2 separate regions of the Homo sapiens genome follow, and region 2 is linked to region 1. Evidence: chromatin loops called from intact Hi-C (ENCODE). Cell type or tissue: heart left ventricle. All regions are shown on one strand. Each heading gives the region's core, and the rest is flanking DNA. Links, peaks and the distances in the headings are about the cores only. Region 1 has its middle 30 kb from the start of MRPS11. Region 2 has its middle 25 kb from the start of DET1.

What was found. Hi-C counts contacts between places; a loop is a spot of excess contacts. Peaks named below come from ENCODE experiments on the same cell type or tissue, not always from the same donor. Only the 100,000 strongest peaks of a DNase experiment are listed, where the experiment ranks them.
Region 2: it touches region 1 in a loop (14-fold over the local background); 6 of 110 quality-filtered maps call a loop at or near these places.

What each region holds. Positions count from the first base shown.
Region 1 is chr15:88,493,918-88,502,247 of GRCh38, reverse strand. It overlaps a transcript of DET1 not described here. Among named protein-coding and RNA genes, the nearest start is that of MRPS11, 30 kb to the right of the region's middle. RefSeq lists an enhancer at 5,069-5,569. In heart left ventricle, for the core only: no CTCF peak of the experiment used is centred there; a DNase peak (open chromatin) is centred at 4,953; H3K27ac peaks cover 1,411 bases.
Region 2 is chr15:88,567,133-88,575,462 of GRCh38, reverse strand. No RefSeq gene overlaps it. Among named protein-coding and RNA genes, the nearest start is that of DET1, 25 kb to the right of the region's middle. RefSeq lists an enhancer at 6,534-7,033. In heart left ventricle, for the core only: no CTCF peak of the experiment used is centred there; DNase peaks (open chromatin) are centred at 3,712 and 4,152; H3K27ac peaks cover 1,309 bases.

The sequences.
Region 1 (8,330 bases), core at 58-8,057:
TCTCTTTGCCCTAGTCTTTAAAAGTTTCTGTTGGGGGTTATTTGCCCTAGTCTTTAAAAGTTTCTGTTGGGGGTTACAAAGTTTGAAATCTGTCTTAAGGAGGGATGTATTACTCAAAATAAATTGCCTCTATCATTCAGTGTGATATGATGGACTTGGAAGGGGCAGGATTAGAGGAGGTGAGGGATAAAAATCTACATATTGTGTACAGTGTATACTACTCCAGTGATAGATGCACTAAAATCTCAGCCTTCACCACAGTTCATGCATGTAACCAAAACCACTGCTACCCCAAAAGCTGCTGAAATAAAAAGCAACAACAACAAAAACAAATGGACTCTAGCTTGTTTTCCTTTCAGATCTTCTCTTTTAAATGTCATTCTGGCTAAAACAATTTTTTAAAAATGTTTATCTGAAAAGTGATTGTCAACCCTCAGGGTAGGTTCAGCATGAGATTGATATAGTAGCCATGTCAGAATCCTGAAAGGGATATACTTCGGGAAAAAAAAAAAAAAATAGGCCAGGTGTGGTGGCTCATGCCTGTAATCCTAGCACTTTAGGAGGCCATGGTGGGCAGATCACCTGAGGTCAGGAGTTCAAGACCAGTCTGGCTAACATGGTGAAATCCCGTTTGTACTAAAAGTACAAAAAATTAGCTGGGCGTGGTGGCACACGCCTATAATCCCAGCTACTTGGGAGGCTAAGGCAGGAGAATTGCTTGAACCTGGGAGGCAGAGGTTGCAGTGAGCTGAGATCGCGCCATTGCACTCCAGCTTGGGCAACAAAAGTGAAACTCTGTCTCAAAAAAACAAACAAACAAACAAACAAAAAAACCTCAGTACATTTTTTATTGGGAATTTTATTGGGAAAATGCAAAATGCATACATTTTCATATTACAAACCTCAGAGAGTTTGAAAAGCAATCTTGTCTGATGAGGTTATGCAGAAGGCAGTGATTCATAACTGGGGTACATCCCCTCAAAATCTTAGAAGAACATGAGGTTTACCTAGTTATCAAATGAGGGGATACATTTTAGAAGGTTAAGAAACATGTTAGAAAAATATTGAGTTTCCTAAAAAGGCAGAATGGAGAAATCTGGAGCCAGATGCAGGAACATTTCTGTGTCTCTCATGCTGGAAGGACTCAGGGAGAGGCAAGCAACAGGGACCAAGGTCAGAGAAAAACAAGTATGCAAAATGGACTTGTGATAGCCGGGGTGCCATTGTCTTCTGGGTTTCTGTTTATAATTTTGCAGTGAGAAAGCCCCTTCTAGGGGGGAAAAGTCCCATAAAAATCCCACAAATGAAAATTTATGCGTGGCAAAAAAGCAAAAACAAAACAAAGTCAAACGACAACACCTTTAGCAAAGGATTGATTTCCTTACTACAAAACATCCTATAAATATCTAATAAAAATATGAACACTACAAAAGAAAAAATGGACTATGTTATTAGCAGAGTGTTCCCAGAAAAAAATAAATAAACATGGTCAACAACCACATGACAATTGTTTATAATATTTATTTTTCACCCATCAGATTAGCAAGGGTTAAAGATGTTTGATGACCTAGTATTGACAAGGATGTAGGGTGCTCACCCACTGTTGGTGGGAGAGTAAGTTGGTTCAGATTTCTTGAAAGACAAAAAAGCAATATGTTAAAAAATGCATATAACTTTTAACCCAGTTAAATTCTAACTCTATGTGTCAATACCAAAGGTATCAGAAGAAAAAAATGATAAATGTGTCAGGGCAAAACATTTGTGTATGTGAACAAGACATATGTTCATTGCAACTTTTTATGAAAAAGTGGGAACTGTTAAATGTGCATCGGTAGAAAACAGACTACATACATCGTCAGACAGCCATACAATGGGATCTGATAGAGCTGTTAGAAGTAATGAGGCAAATTTGTACATACTGATTTGGAAAGCTCTCTGAGACATTAGTTGAACTGTGTTTAGCATGATGCTATTTTTCGTGTAAAGAAAAAACTAAACCGTGCTGAACTTAAAGTCAGTCTGCATATAAATACATACATGCTTGTAGAGTCATAGAATGCTTTTGAAAGGATGCAGAAGACTATTAATGGTTTTCTCTGGGAAGTGGGCATGGAAGTGAGGGAAGATAGACATTTCCCTTTATCTTTGTAATTTTTTTTCACTGTGAACATGAATTAAGAAAATCTTTTTCATTGCAGTAAAAAAACATAAAATTTATCATTGTAACTATTTCCAAGTGTAATACCACTGCGAGTTCAGTAGTGCTAAGTACATTCAGGTGGTTATGCAACCAGTCTCCAGAACTTTCATCTTGCGAAGCTGAAACTCCATACGCATTAAACAACAACTCCCTGTTCTCCCTCCCCACAGACCCTGGCAGCCGCCATTCTACTTTCTGTCTCTATGAATTTGATTACTCTAGTAATCATATAAGTGGAACACTAGTATCTGTCCTTTTGTGACTGGCTTATTTCACTTAGCATCATGTCTTCAAAGTTCATGCATGTTGTAGCGTGTGTCAGAATTTCCTTCCTTTTTAAGGCTGAATAATACTCCATTGTGGGTAGATACCACCTTTTGTTTATCCATTCACCCATCAATAGACACTTGGGTTGCTTCCACCTCTTGGCTCTTGTGAATAGTGCTGTGATGAACAATAGATGTGTAACTATCTCTTGGAGAGCCTGCTTTCAATTATTTTGGGCATATACCCAGAAGTGGCATTTAATGAGATTTTCTTAAAAGTATTTAACAGATGAATTCACCTGCAGCAGTAGAGGTGGTATTAGGTAGACACTCTGTGGGCTAGTTGAACTGAGTAGTCTGAGGCCAGATTTTCTTTACCAGCCTCCCAGGGGTTTAGCAATTTCATTCCTGCCCCCTGAGCCTTTCCTTTGCGCAGAGACAGGAGGAGGCTTAGCAGGCTTGTGAACCAGCTGCTCCCATCTGCATTAATTCAGCACATTTCTATAGCTCCCTGAAGGAGGAGATGGTGCAGCAGCATTTAATTAGTGGCCAGGAACATGCTTTCCCAAGGACACGACTTATTTCTCAGCCAGCTGCTGCCTGTTGCTCCCTAGCAACATGAAGTACTCACATGATTGCTCTAGGGCCCTTTCTCTCCAGACGAGGGGGTGGCCAGTTCACCTGCTGTCATAGCCTGGGGTGGAGGCAGGGGTGTCCTTGGGTCTGGGGCTAATTCTTCAGAAGAGGGTGGTCTGAACTTGTTATTCCTGCCAGCTGTGGTACTGAACCTCTTGATCCTTGAACTGCCTACTAGCGGTTCAGGAGCTCCACCACTCCTCTCCTTCAGGTTCATGATTAGAGCAGACAGAATGTGACCAGCTATAACACAGACAGAGCAACATGGCCTGGAAAAGTCCACTGGGATTTTAAGGTACAGCTGAGAGACTTTGAGGAAGAGGGAATGACCTCAGCCCCAGTTGGGAGGCCTGCCTTTCAGGATGGACTAGGGAGGGCGGGTATCGGAGGCCCTGACACCACACCACCTTGTGCAAGAGGAGCAAGGGGAGCTTCAGCCTCATCCTAGGTGACTGGCTAACTGGCTAACTAGGGCCCTTGGAAAGAGAGAGTGTGATGGCAGATATCCAAAGCAGCCACCACTGTGAGTCTGAACTTGCCTTCCTCACCAGGTTTGAGAGATGGCTGCTCAGAGACTAGACTTCAGACCAGGCTGGTTCCTCCCAAGTGCTTCTGCAGAGGTTGCAAACTGGAGGCCTTGAGATGAGGTGCTGCACACTGACATGCTTTATTTGGTATGTTTGCAGTTTTGAAGTTTTAAAGAATATCCTGCTTTTTCATGTTGCTGTCAGGAAGCCTAACAGTCCCACATGCCAATAATCGGGGCCCCCTTTAGACTGAGCATGTGTGCTCTCCAGCTTACACAGTCCCCTCCTCACTCCTTCAACCCTGTTTGAGTGTGAGATTCCTGTGTCCTTCTCTAGCCACAATGGTGAGCATGGCTGTGTCTGCAGGGGCCACCTCGTATTTATTCATTCATTCCACAAACATTTATTGAGTTTCTTTTGAGTATCTGGCCCTGAGCTAGGCACTAGGCTAAAAAGATCAATACAGTGTGGTCTTTGGACTCCCTGAGCTTATGGACCAGGTTCAGAGACAGACAAGTAAATGGGCTGGGGGGATTCACTGAAATTAGGTGACAGTTGCACAAGGTTTGGGGGAGCACAGAGACCTTGGGTATCTGACCTAGACTGGGGGGTTGAGGAAGGCTTCTGGCAAAGATATCACCTGAGGTGAAAATTCTGAAGGATGAGAGGAGTTAGCCTGATGACAACAGGGGAGAGGTGGAGGAATGGGAAGAGAAGGGTGTTCCAGCCAGAGGCAGTGAGGTACAGACGCATGGAGGCACGACAGAGTTTGGCATGCTTGGGGACCAGCAAACAAAACCTTGCTTAAAGCTAAGTGCCCCCATTGGGGTGGCCAGGGAGGCAGTGGGGAGCAGATCGTGAAGAGCCTTGTCAGCCTTCTGAGCTTTTGCGTTTAGAGAGTCCTTGAAGAGTTTAATTGGTGAAGCCATTTGTCAGATTTGTGTTTTCAGATTACCCTGGCTACAGAATGGATTTGATGCAGGAAGCAGGGAGGTCTAGAAAAGAGGCCTTTACAGTCACATAGGAAGTAAATCATCTATGCGTAGGAGACTCCTGAACTCCTCCCTCCCACCCTGTAGGCAAGGGAGACCTGATGAAAGGGAGGAACAGACTTTCAGAGGTGCAGAAACTGCCCTAAGTTCGGCCTCTGCTGTTTGCATTCAGCCTGCGTTCTTACTGCTTCCTCTGCCCACTTTGTTCCTGCTTCTCCCACCCTCACTAGCTTCTTATAACTGGCAGCTGGACTTGATAATATCAGCGGAGGCTTGGCACAGTGCTGGCACAGTCAGTGCTCAATCAGGGACAGCTATTGTTGGACAACCTGGCTGGCAGAGATCTCAGCTTCCGTCCAAGCTGCTGCCTCTCAGACGGAGCTCTCAGTGTGCTGGGCACTATCGCACGTGGCCTGTCCCAGCCTAGGGTACCGTCCCCTCTACACCTGACCAGGCCTCAGTGCCCTGTGCCCCAGGGTGGATGGTCAGGAGTGCTGGTGGGTTGGCAGTGGTCAAGGGATGGGGAGGATGCGATGGATGGGCATGATATAGAGAGTGAGCAGTTGTACACGGGCGACCAAGGGAAGGACAAAGTCAGGGATGAGTCAGCAGGTGGGGGAAGATGGTGCCCAGCCAAGACTGGGGAGCCACGAAGAGGCCAGTTGGGAAGGAGAGATGCCGGACACGGTTTGTGGTGCTCATGAGAAGATAGCCAGTGGGAACATGCATGGGAGAGGCAGGTAATGAACCTGGAGAGCCAGACCTTGAGACTGGAGATCAAGCTTGAGGAGCCAGAGGCAGAGCATGCAACTGGTATCATGAGAGCCACCGAGTCACCCAGGGGAGTGTTTTGAGCAGTAACTGTGTGCCAAGCATGGTGTTCTCACTGTATTAACTGCTGAAATCCTCACAGCAACCCCATGAAGTAAATCAAGAGGTGTTTCCGGACCGCTCAGTTACCAGCCCTCAGTTACTGAGTGGAAGAGTTAGGATTTGAGCTTGCGTGGTCTCTGCTTCCGAAGCTTCTGTTGAGAACTGTCACGTGCCTGCATTGCTGCCCTCTCTGGGCACCTGTCCTAGGGAGTCGTCAGACATTTCCGTCAATCTAAACGACAGCTCTGTGAAGGAGACAATAATATTCCTGTTTTCAGATGAGAACATTGAGGCTCAGAGACTTGCCCTAAATAACACACATGGTGGATGTAAAATCAGGATTTGAATCGAGTCTGATTCTGAAGCCTGAGCTGTTGTCATGAGCACATGCTGTCTTTGGGGCCAGGTTGGATAGTGAAGGAGGCGAGGACCCCTGCAAACCTGAGGCAGAGGAGTTCTGTGACCCAATGCCCAGATGAAGCAGAGGGGAGGGGAGTAGGAGCGAGAGAGGGAGAGTGCCGGAGGGACAGAATTCATCACACTCACCAAGGGAGGGAGGCTGGTGAGTTGCCTAAGATTTGGTCTCTAGAATTCTGACTCCATGCTTCCTCAGCTCTCTGACCCTGCTGTATTGTCTCAGCCTCAGTTTCTTCATCTGTAAACAGGCATAATAATACTGACTGCTGAGTGTGGTTTTGAGGATGAAATGAGAGACTTCATGTCTGGCCAGGGTCTAATATGTAGTGAGCCATCCACAACAGAAAGCACTTGTCAAGTGCCAGGCTAGGCTGCCCTCTCCAGAGAGCCTCTCCTTCAGTCAGGCTGGGCACAAGTGCATGTTTGAAGGGTTAATTTGGCATTTTCAAGTCATTCTACCCATGGTGAGAAAGTACTAGCTTTTTCCATTTCTGGAGAGACTATAGGAGATGACAGCCTTTGGTCTGGCTTCCATTCCAGCTGCTGCTTATTGATGAAGTGAAAATAGGAAGCTACCACCTCTCAATTCTCCTGCTGTGCTGGCAACATCGGCCTGTCTCAGCCTGCAGACACCTTCTAGGTGTGTGTTTTTTATATTGTGTGAGCCACAGGACAACAGGATTCTGGCTTGGGGGTGGAAGTGCAGAGGAAGACGGTGGAGGGCTGTGTTCTCTCCACACCTTCCTCAGAAAATACAAAAGAGTGGCTGGGCTGTGGCCACTCAGTGCTGCAGGTAGCACAGAACTGCAGGCAGACTTACACTGCAACCTCACACTGAAGTAGTGCTTGCAAGGTCTCCGAGGCCACCTAATTCACAGGCTCCCAGCAGTTTCCAGTCCAGGGCCTTGGTTCACCCATACAGTGACTTCAGTGGGCTCACCCCCATGGTTCTATTTTTCAGACCCTTTGAGTGACGTTGTCATTTGATTGGTTCCCATAGCATTTGAACCTCTTTCTGGGTTTGTGTGGTCCTACACTTTCTGAGTTCTAACTGGAAGCAAAGGCCAGCCTCCCTCACAGGGGCATTGCTGCTGAGGCTCTGCCAATCAGCCCACCTGTGCCAGACTTCTGGAGCCAGCTGTGCAACACAGATATCCTGGGGGAGCTCCCTTTGTAGGGCAGCAGCCCCCAGATACTAGTATTTTAGTACCAAGGTTGAGTTTTCCAGATCACATCTGGAAACAGCATAAAAAATTATTCTACTGCTGGAGTGATGAGGGTTAGGCAAAAGGATTCCCACTGCATAGACTGGGAAACCAGTAAGAGAACAAGGACAAGGGAGTCACTGACAGGGTCACAGTTAGCGTGCAGGCCTTTCATTTTATAGTCTTGCCGCTAGATCCTTAAGGTCCGTTCATAGTTTTCAGGACACTTTCTGAAGAGGGTTCTAAAGCTATTCCTTTGGGCCTCCTTAGAGTGCAAACAGAGGAGCTGAAGGCCCTGAGTTAAAGCAGGCATCTATAAGCCCCATCCAGGGGGAGTGCAGGGGAGCTAAAAACAGTGAGCACTTCTTGGGCACTTGAACCAGACACTGTGCTAAAATTCTTTGTGTGTGTCAATTATGATCCACTCAACTCTCTGAAATGCCTATTGTTACTGTCTTCATCTTACAGATAAGGAATTCAGGCACAGAGAAAGTAAGTAATCTTCTGAAAGTCACAAAGCTGGAGCCAGAATTCAAACTTAGACTTCAGGCCAGGCGTGGTGGCTCATGCCTGTAATCCCAGCACTTTGGGAGGCTGAGGTGGGCGGATCATGAGGTCAGGAGATCGAGACCATCCTGGCAAACATGGTGAAACCTCGTCTCTACTAAAAATACAAAAAAAAAAAAAAAAAAATTAGCCGGGTGTGGTGGCAGGTGCCTGTAGTCCCAGCTACTCAGGAGGCTGAGGCAGGAGAATGGCATGAACCCGGGAGGTGGAGCTTACAGTGAGTGGAGATCCCGCCACTGCACTCCTGCCTGGGCAACAGAGCGAGACTCCGTCTCAAAAAAAAAAAAAAAAAAAAAAGACTTAGGTCTGCAGCTCAGTCATCTTTACCCTGCTACATGAGGCACTGGGGAAGGGTATGGGGTAGGGAAGGACAGACGGTTTATCTGGAACTCACACTGCATGCAGGTGGCCAGCCATGTGGGAAGGAGGGAAAATCCCCATCTGAGCCACAGATCCAAACCAGAAGGAACTGAATGAGATGCTCCGAGGGATAAGGCCTGTCTTAGAGACATCCTCGCATCTAGGAGAGGGGGCGGCAGATGGGCAGCCGTGGAGCCCAGCCCTGACCAGCTGCTGTTTGCAGGGGAGAGCTGCCTGTGTGCCCCTGTGGTGAGTGCGTGGTGACAGTGGGATTAAGTGTACCCAGC
Region 2 (8,330 bases), core at 314-8,313, 73 kb before region 1:
TGTCCAGGTCTTTGAGCAATGGAGACTCAGAGACCTCTGTCTCCTTATTGTCCCCAGAAAATCCTGCTTCTCCAACTTCACACTTCTCTTGCTCCACCTTCCAAGACTCCTCACACAATTCCTTGTTCTGTGGCTTAACATTTTACAAAAGAGGGGAAGGGCCTTGCCTACTGTCTGCTTCTGCTTTCTGTCTTGTTCCAAAGTGAGGAAGGGCAACTTCTGCCCAGCAACTAGAATTGAGGGGGCAGGAGGGAAAACTAAAGGCAAACAGATAAAGTATAATATTTCAATATATTTTCCTGCCACAGTATGTTATTATTATTCTACCTGAAATAATAACACTACTTTATTCTTTCCCAGCTCCCTTTGACTATGCCTCTCCAACACACAGACACACACACACGAATGCACACACATGCGCACTCCCTTTAAAAAGACATCTGACTAGAACTTTCTCACACCTCTTGGTGCAGCAGAGATCATATTCAATAGCTGCTAACTAGGCTTTCTTGCCCTGTCGCTCTCGAGTTTGTCTCTCCTGTAGGATCATCAGGGTTGCCTGGCAACCACCAGCAGGTCAGCCTTTCACATGGCTTCCTTAAAGAAAATGGCAAAGCTCTCGTTCCTGTTACAGTCCAAGCAAAGCCTAATTAGTGTGAACCGGGAATCAATCGGAGAGGGGAGTGGGGGCTGGTGCAGGATGGTAAAAGGGTGTGAAGTGCACAGAGGAGGGCCTGTTGTGGGCACTTGGGAGCTGCTGTGATAATAGCCATGCTTTCCTAAGGGTCTGTGTCTGAAAATCGCCCACTGACAAAATCGTCATTTCATCTCTTGCCACCTCCGTGATGAAAATGGTGCAGGGCCCACAGCAAGGAGCTGCTTTTCAGGCTGATGTCTGAGCTACCATTGAAGGAACAGGGGATCTTTAACCTGCACGAGGCTCCCTTCGAGGACAAGGGACACGAATATCTTCAAATATTTGGATGCTGAGAGTGTAGAAAAGGGATTAGACTGCTTCTGGTTGGCATGAGAGGGAAGCAAACGTGGGCTCATTAGGAAGGAGTGATTTTGCAAATGTAGGTGGTTCATAAAGGAAAGTAAATTCACTGCAGTACAGGCATGCATGCTGGAAAAGGGTGTGCATGGGTGAGTCTCATGCCTCTGATGTGTCCACCCAGCACAGACAGGCTCTGGAACACCTCACCTTGGACTGGTCTGCATTCCTGAGTGGACACAAATAGCACTGGGTCTGCCCCACTGTCATAGTTCAGGCTGCTATAACAAAACACCATAAGCTGGGTAGCTTATACATAATAGAAACTGATTTCTCACAGTTCTGGAGGCTGGAAGTCCAAAGTCAAGGTGTTGGCAGATCCAGTGTCTGGTGAGGGCTCAATTTCTGGTTCATAAATGGAGCCTTCTAGCTGTGTCCTCACATGGTGGAAGAGGCATAGCAGCTCTCTGAGGCCTCCGTTATAAGGGCACTAATCTCATTCATGAGGGCTCCACCTCCATGACCTAATCACCTCCCAAAGGCTTCACCTCCTACCTTCACATTGGGGATTAGATTTCAACACATACATTTTGGAGGGGACACAAACATTCAGACCATAGCACCCACCCATACCCTCTGCTCTAAGGAACCACCACTCCCTGGTCCCCAGTGGCAAGTGTTGAGTAGCTGTTGATGTCCTTTGCATGCACCATGGGAATTCCAACCCAGTGTCTCCTGAGCCCACAGGTACAGTTGGGGCCATGCTGCTGCTGAGGGCACTGACCACAGAGTCAGGGTTGGGATGATCTCAAAGGATGGATGTTAGAAAGGAGTGACCTACTCTTGCTGCAGTGGGTGGCAGCACCTGCATGGGTCAGGCCAAGTCATATAAGCAGGACTTCTGCAGTTGAAATGAGGAGCCAAGGCTGGCCGGGTGTGGTATCTCACGCCTGTAATCCCAGCACTTTGGGAGGCCAAGGCGGGCGGATCACCTGAGGTCAGGAGTTTGAGGTCAGCCTGGCCAACATGGTGAAACCCCATCTCTACTAAAAATACAAAAAATTAGCCAGGCATGGTGGTGGGCACCTGTAATCCCAGCTACTCGGGAGGCTGAGGCAGGAGAATCGCTTGAACCCAGGAGGCGGAGGTTGCAGTGAGCTGAGGTTGCACCACCGCACCCCAGCCTGGGTGACAGAGCAAGACTCTGTCTCAAAAAAAATAAAAAGAAATGAGGAGCGGAAATCCTGGGGTGGGTGAGGGGAGGTGAAGGGAGAGGACAGGGTGCCAGGCAACATCAAAGTTTATTTCAGGTGCTAGGTGTGACAGGGTAAGGTGAGGACAGGGGAAGCAGGAGAAGCCAGCTATTACATGGTAATGAGCACTGCCATTTGGTGTGTGCCTTCAATGTGCCAGATGTTGCCATTTAATCATCTTAATCGCAACAACCAGTAAGACAGGCAATATCATCCCCACTTTGCAGGTGAGGAAACTGGGGAGCAGAGAGGCCAAATGACTCGTCCACAGTGACATAGAAAATGGCAGGGTCAAGATGCAAATACAGATGTGCTTTCCTCCAAATTCCACCTCTTTTCCCCCTTCTACTGCCTTGCCCTGAGCAGCCAGAGATCCAGCCACTAAGGTTACAGTGACGCACACACAGCCTAGGCCCCTTGGTTGCAAGGGTGGTGTTGCTACTTTTGAGAGTTTAGTATCACTCAATTGTGCCTTTTGTTTTTAAAAAATAGATTTATTTATTTATTTTTGAGACAGAGTCTCGCTCTGTTGCCCAGGCTGGAGTGCAATGGCACGATCTCGGCTAACTGCAACCTCTACCTGCCGGGTTCAAGCAATTCTCCTGCCTCAGCCTCCGAAGTAGCTGAGATTACAGGCATGCTCCACCACACTTGGCTAATTTTTTGTATTTTTAGTAGAGACGGGGTTTCACCATGTTGGCCAGCCTAGTCTCAAACTCCTGACATCAGGAGATCCACCTGCCTCGGCCTCCCAAAGTGCTGTGATTACAGGCGTGAGCCACTGCACACGGCCTATTTTTCTTCAAAAAACTTATTAATAGAAGGATAAGGAAGAGATAGCGAGAGAGACAGAGAGAACATGGATAAAGGACACTTAAGTGTAGAGCTTGATGGTGTTTTATAAATGTATAACCATCATCTGGGCCAGGATACAGAACATTTCCAGCAACCCCAGTTGTGTTTTTCTTAACACAAATCAGAACTCAATTGGAACAGCTAAACATATACATTAACGGGTCACGTGCTGCTAGATAGCGCCTAACAAGATCTGCTAACATAGGTACTGTGCTTTCTCCTCAAATGCTATGGTTTCCAGAGCCCAGAAGAGGGGATGAGGTGATTATACTGGAGATAAGATTCTGAAGCCCAGCATTTGAGATGATTAATGATCCCTGGGCTGCTGCTCCAATTTAGTCTGATATGAAGAGAAGAAAAAGCCGTGGTTAAATTCTCCCTGTTCCAGCCTCACTACTACATTGCTCTGTTATCTCAGTGAGGTCAGAATCAACCTGTGTTTAAACTCCAGGCAGCCTTAGCGGGGGCCCCCACCCCTGCTACATTGCTGCTAGGGAGCCATCTCTCAAAAAAATAAAGAAGGATTTCTGAAGTGTTACCTGAGGACCCAGAATGCTGCCTTGCAGCACCTGGGGCTTGGCGGTGGGGTGGCTGGGGGACACTCATTCTCCCCAGCAGGTGTCCTGGGACCCCTGCAGCCCACTGCCTTTGAGGAGGTGGGCAAAGAGGCCTGTGTGGCCCGGTCTAGAGGATAAAAGTGCCAGATGGCCGGGCAGGTGTTCCGGCTGACTTAACAACCTTATCAGATGCACTGTGGGGCCCAGCCCCCAGCAGATAGTAATGATTTGTGAAAGTGGCAGGGGAAGGCGTCCCCACTGCTCCCTTCCCTCTTCCTACCTCTTCAACTTGCCCCATGTTGGTGACAGGGCATCTAGTGGTTCACAGCAGCTGACTATCCCTCTGACCCATGCTAGGTTTCTGGCAGAGGTTGCTAGCCACATCCCTAAAAGGACCTTGGCTGTCTGTCTCCCAAGCTTGCCACTTATAGACTGGCAGGGGAATGGACTCTGGAAAGTCACCCCACTGGCTGGCCACAAGGACAGATTCCTGGGAGAGCTGCCCGGGTGATTGCCCTTACTGTGGTCACACTGAATGGCACTGACATTCCCAGGTACCTACACTCTTTTCTGGCCTCATGTGCTGGACCCAGGCCTCTAGCATTTTAGTTTTGTCACATCGGAGATGCTCAATGGGGTGGAGGAAAGACAAGAATAACTCTGGGTGGCCTCACCCATAGAAGAGGTGGCCAAACTTCATGCCTAATTACTGCGGGTATTGGTTACATATCGCAAATATCAACTTTTTATTCCAAATGCTCATCCTAGCCATCTTGAGACAGAGCTCAGCTGCTTTATAAATATACCTAAAATGATGTCTTTTTCCTGTATTCAGCCATTGAGGACTAGGAAGACTGGATGTCCCCAAGGCCCAGAATCTCCCCGGCACCCCTGTTCCCATAAAAGACAGAAAGGAGTTTCCAGGTCAAGATGTTACCCTGAACACATGTGGTTTCTTCCTGCCCCTCCCAAAATTGCATGGTAAAGGCATGGACATACAGAAGGAAGTGGACACATAGTGATGAGGAACACAGGAGGAGAGATCAGAAGGCAGAACGCCATCAGTAGTACTGAGCCAAAGTAGCTGAGTGCTCTCAATGCTGCAGAGGACATAGTTGTCACATCCCCAGAAAAGCTTCAAATTCAGAGCCCAATAAAAAGAGTGACCAGCTGCTCAGCATCTCTTCTAGGCAGAAGCATGAGATCTTGCCTGGGGACCAGGAGCGTGGACTCCTCGTGTGTTTGATGGTGCTCTAAAGCAGTGGCTCTCAAACTTGATCACACATTAGAATCCTCTGAAAGCTCCAAAATACCCCAAATCTATTAAATTAGACTATCTGGGGATGGGACCCAGGACCTAGTATTTTTAAAGCTCCTCAGTTGAGCCCACTGGGCAGCCAAGGTTGGGAACCACTGCCCTAGGGTGCATTCTTCTTTCAGGCATGAAGACAGGGTGAGTTAGCCTGTTCCCTGCCTGCCACACTTAAGAGAAGCCTGCTGGCCAATAAGAGGGGGCTCCTTGGCTGCACTTACTGCTGTCCTTCCCCAGCCTTGCTCTCCTCCCCTGGAAGCATGGGCCAGTCTGTGGGCTCTCTCACCTTCCTGACTCCACTCTTCTTGCCTGTCCTCCCACTGCTCCTGGAATGATCTTCCTAAGAACCAACTCTAATCCTATCACACCCTCACTTTTCACTACCTGCAGAGCAAGTCCTAGCATAGAGACTCTTCTAAAGATTCCTACATCTTTCTTTCTAACCTAATTCCCTTCCTCATCCTTATATTCCAGTCAATCTGAAGACAAGGGCTCCCCTTGTTTTTGCTTGTGTCTCCTTCCCTCACCCCACAGCCCTAGCATTTAGGCAGGTGACCTTCGCAGGGAAGATGTTCACATAAAGACCTTACTGAGCTGGATTGAGTTGAGCAGAACACAATGTCTCTGGGCTGCAGAATGAAGGAAACATAATTTGTTTTCACTGACAACGGCCATGAATGACCTTGTTTTGAGGGAGAAGGGAAATAACAAGCAGCTTGAAAACAACATTTTTCTAAACCTACCATTTTTTGCTGTTATTCATGTTTTAAATTTTACATTTTTTTTAATTTTTAAATTTATTTTTTAAAGACAGGGTCTTGCTCTGTTACCCAGGCTAGAGTACAGTGGTGAGATCATAACTCGTCTCTACTAAAAAATACAAAAATTAGCCAGGCATGGTGGTGGGTACCCATAGTCCTAGCTACTCAGTAGGCTGGGGCAGGAGAATTGCTTGAACCCAGGAGGCAGAGGTTGCAGTGAGCCAAGATTGCGCCACTGCACTCCAGCCTAGGCAACGGAGTGAGACCGTCTCAAAGAAAAACAAACAAACAAACAAAGAAAAACAATTTGTTTAAACAAGCAACAAAAGAAACATCAGCCACAATCCCTTACCCAAGCATGACCATTTTGTACTATTTCATTTTGGGCATGGTTCTTCCCATATGTTCTTGTTGACATATTGTATTTATTTATTTATTGTTTTCAATTTTTATTTTAGGTTCAGGGATACATGTGCAGGTTCGTTATGTAGGTAAACTTGTGTCACAGGGCTGTATTGTACAGATTATTCCCTCTCCCAGGCACTAAGCATAGTACCTGATTGTTATTTTTCCTGATCCTCTCCCTCCTCTCACCCTGCACCTCCAAGTAGGCCCAAGTGTCTGCTGTTCCCCTCTTTGTGCCCATCGGTTCTCATTATTTAGCTCCCACTTATAAGTGAGAACATGCGGTTGGTTTTCTGTTCCTGCGTTAGTTTGCTGAGGATCGTGGCCTCCAACTCCATCCACGTTCTTGCAAAGGACACAGTCTTGTTCTTTTGGTATCTGTCCAGTTTGGGTTCTACTCTGGCACTTATTTCATCATAAACTTATAAAATATTATGCCTTGGTTTTCATCACCATTGGCTTTGGCTGCTGCTTAATGTCCCCTGAGGGCCTTCGTGGAGTTTCTGAGCTATTCCTCGCTGTGGGACATGTTAATTGCGATGGCATGACACTGTAATTCCTTTCAGTGTAATAGTCCTTCCCCTAAGCGTAATAGTGTAATAGTCCTAAGCATTGACACTGTAATTCCTTTCAGTGTAATAGTCCTTCCCCCCAAAGTTGCTTTTCTTTTCTTTTCTTCTTTTCGTTTCTCTCTTTTATTAGAAAATAAACTTGCTCTTTAATGGGGAATGGGAGAGAGGGCTGTCTGCGCAGGAATGAGGGTAGGGTGTCTGTGGGCTGAGTCAGCTTTGGGCTCCTGGTTCTGATTATGCAGCTCATGTATGGTGTCCTTGCTATCAGGCAACGTGGCCGCTCCATAACCCACAGTGCCCAGGGCATAGCACCTGGAGGATACCAGCAAGTAGGCGGGCAGTCACCACAGGACCTCCCAGCAGGACAAGGGCAGCTCCAGGCCCAGGGCTCCCATGGTCAGGGCCAACCAGGTAGAGCCCAGGATCACCAGTTCCCAAAGCCATTGTGCTAATTTCATCATGGTCACTCTTCGCACCGCATCTCCTCAGGTTGCTTTTCTATCTCATCAGCAACCTTCTTCAAAACCTGCCTCCCTAATCTGTCATGAGATTAGAGTAAGAAATTTTAAAAAAATAGAAAAGAAAGAAAATCTTGCCTCTGAAGTGCAATGCATCTTCCAGAAGGTGCTTGTGCTTTCTCAGCTACCATCCCCTCCTACTGACTCCTCTCCCCAGAGCCATGCATCAGGCCCCACTAAAGACCCCTTCTTCTTAAAGACTTTCCCAAACTGAGGAGCACCTGGGCTGGGCTGTCACCTGCTGTATGCGTCCACGTGGCCTTGTGCTTCCTAACCAGCACTTTCCACATTTCATTCTGTTTCATGGTGTGAATTACTCACCACTGTATCCTCAGCAAGTGAAAGGAAGGACACAGGGGGACAGGGAAGGAGGGCATGCCCTAGCTCCTCCTAGGGCCTCTGGTGGCCTGTGGCCTGCAGGTGAAAGGGAGGTCAGTCCTATGGTAGTCATCCCCATTAGCCTTCTGCCCTTACAGCAGGTCCAAGCTCTACCATTCTTGGGCTTCCAGACCCCAGCACAGTGTGGTGTCTCGGGGGAAAGCTTGTGTCTCATAGGTGGGCAAGCTACCCCCACTCCTCTGGCTGCTCCAGCTGCCCCCATTACAGGGCATCGCTGGTTGGGGCCAGGAAGGACTGTTTGTTCAATTCTAACAACACAGGGGCTATTACCAGTGGCGCTGGAGGGGAGGAACAGCTGTTCCATCTCCCAAGCTAGTTCCAGCCCCCCTTACCTGATCGCCTCCCTAGGTTTTATCGAATCTCCGTGTCTTGCAATTACCTCTAATTTCATTGCCTTCATTGCGAAGAAGAGCGCTTTTCCCTGCAGCTAAGATTTTCTTATATTCCCTGGGCTTTGCCTCTTCAGCCCCCAGCCTCTTCTTTACACTCCCAGCGAACGACATGAGCAGTCATTTTCTGGGACTGGAGCTCTGCCTGCACCCCTGCCCTGGCCACTCACACCTCAGCCGTGCTCCCCTGTCCTGCCCCTGAGAGCAGAAACCAGAGAGTGGAGGCCCTATGGCAACCCAGGGGCCTCCAGTTTAAGGAAAATGCTTCACAGGGCTTTGCTCTATGGTCCAAGCAGCTACTCCCTCTGGAAAGAA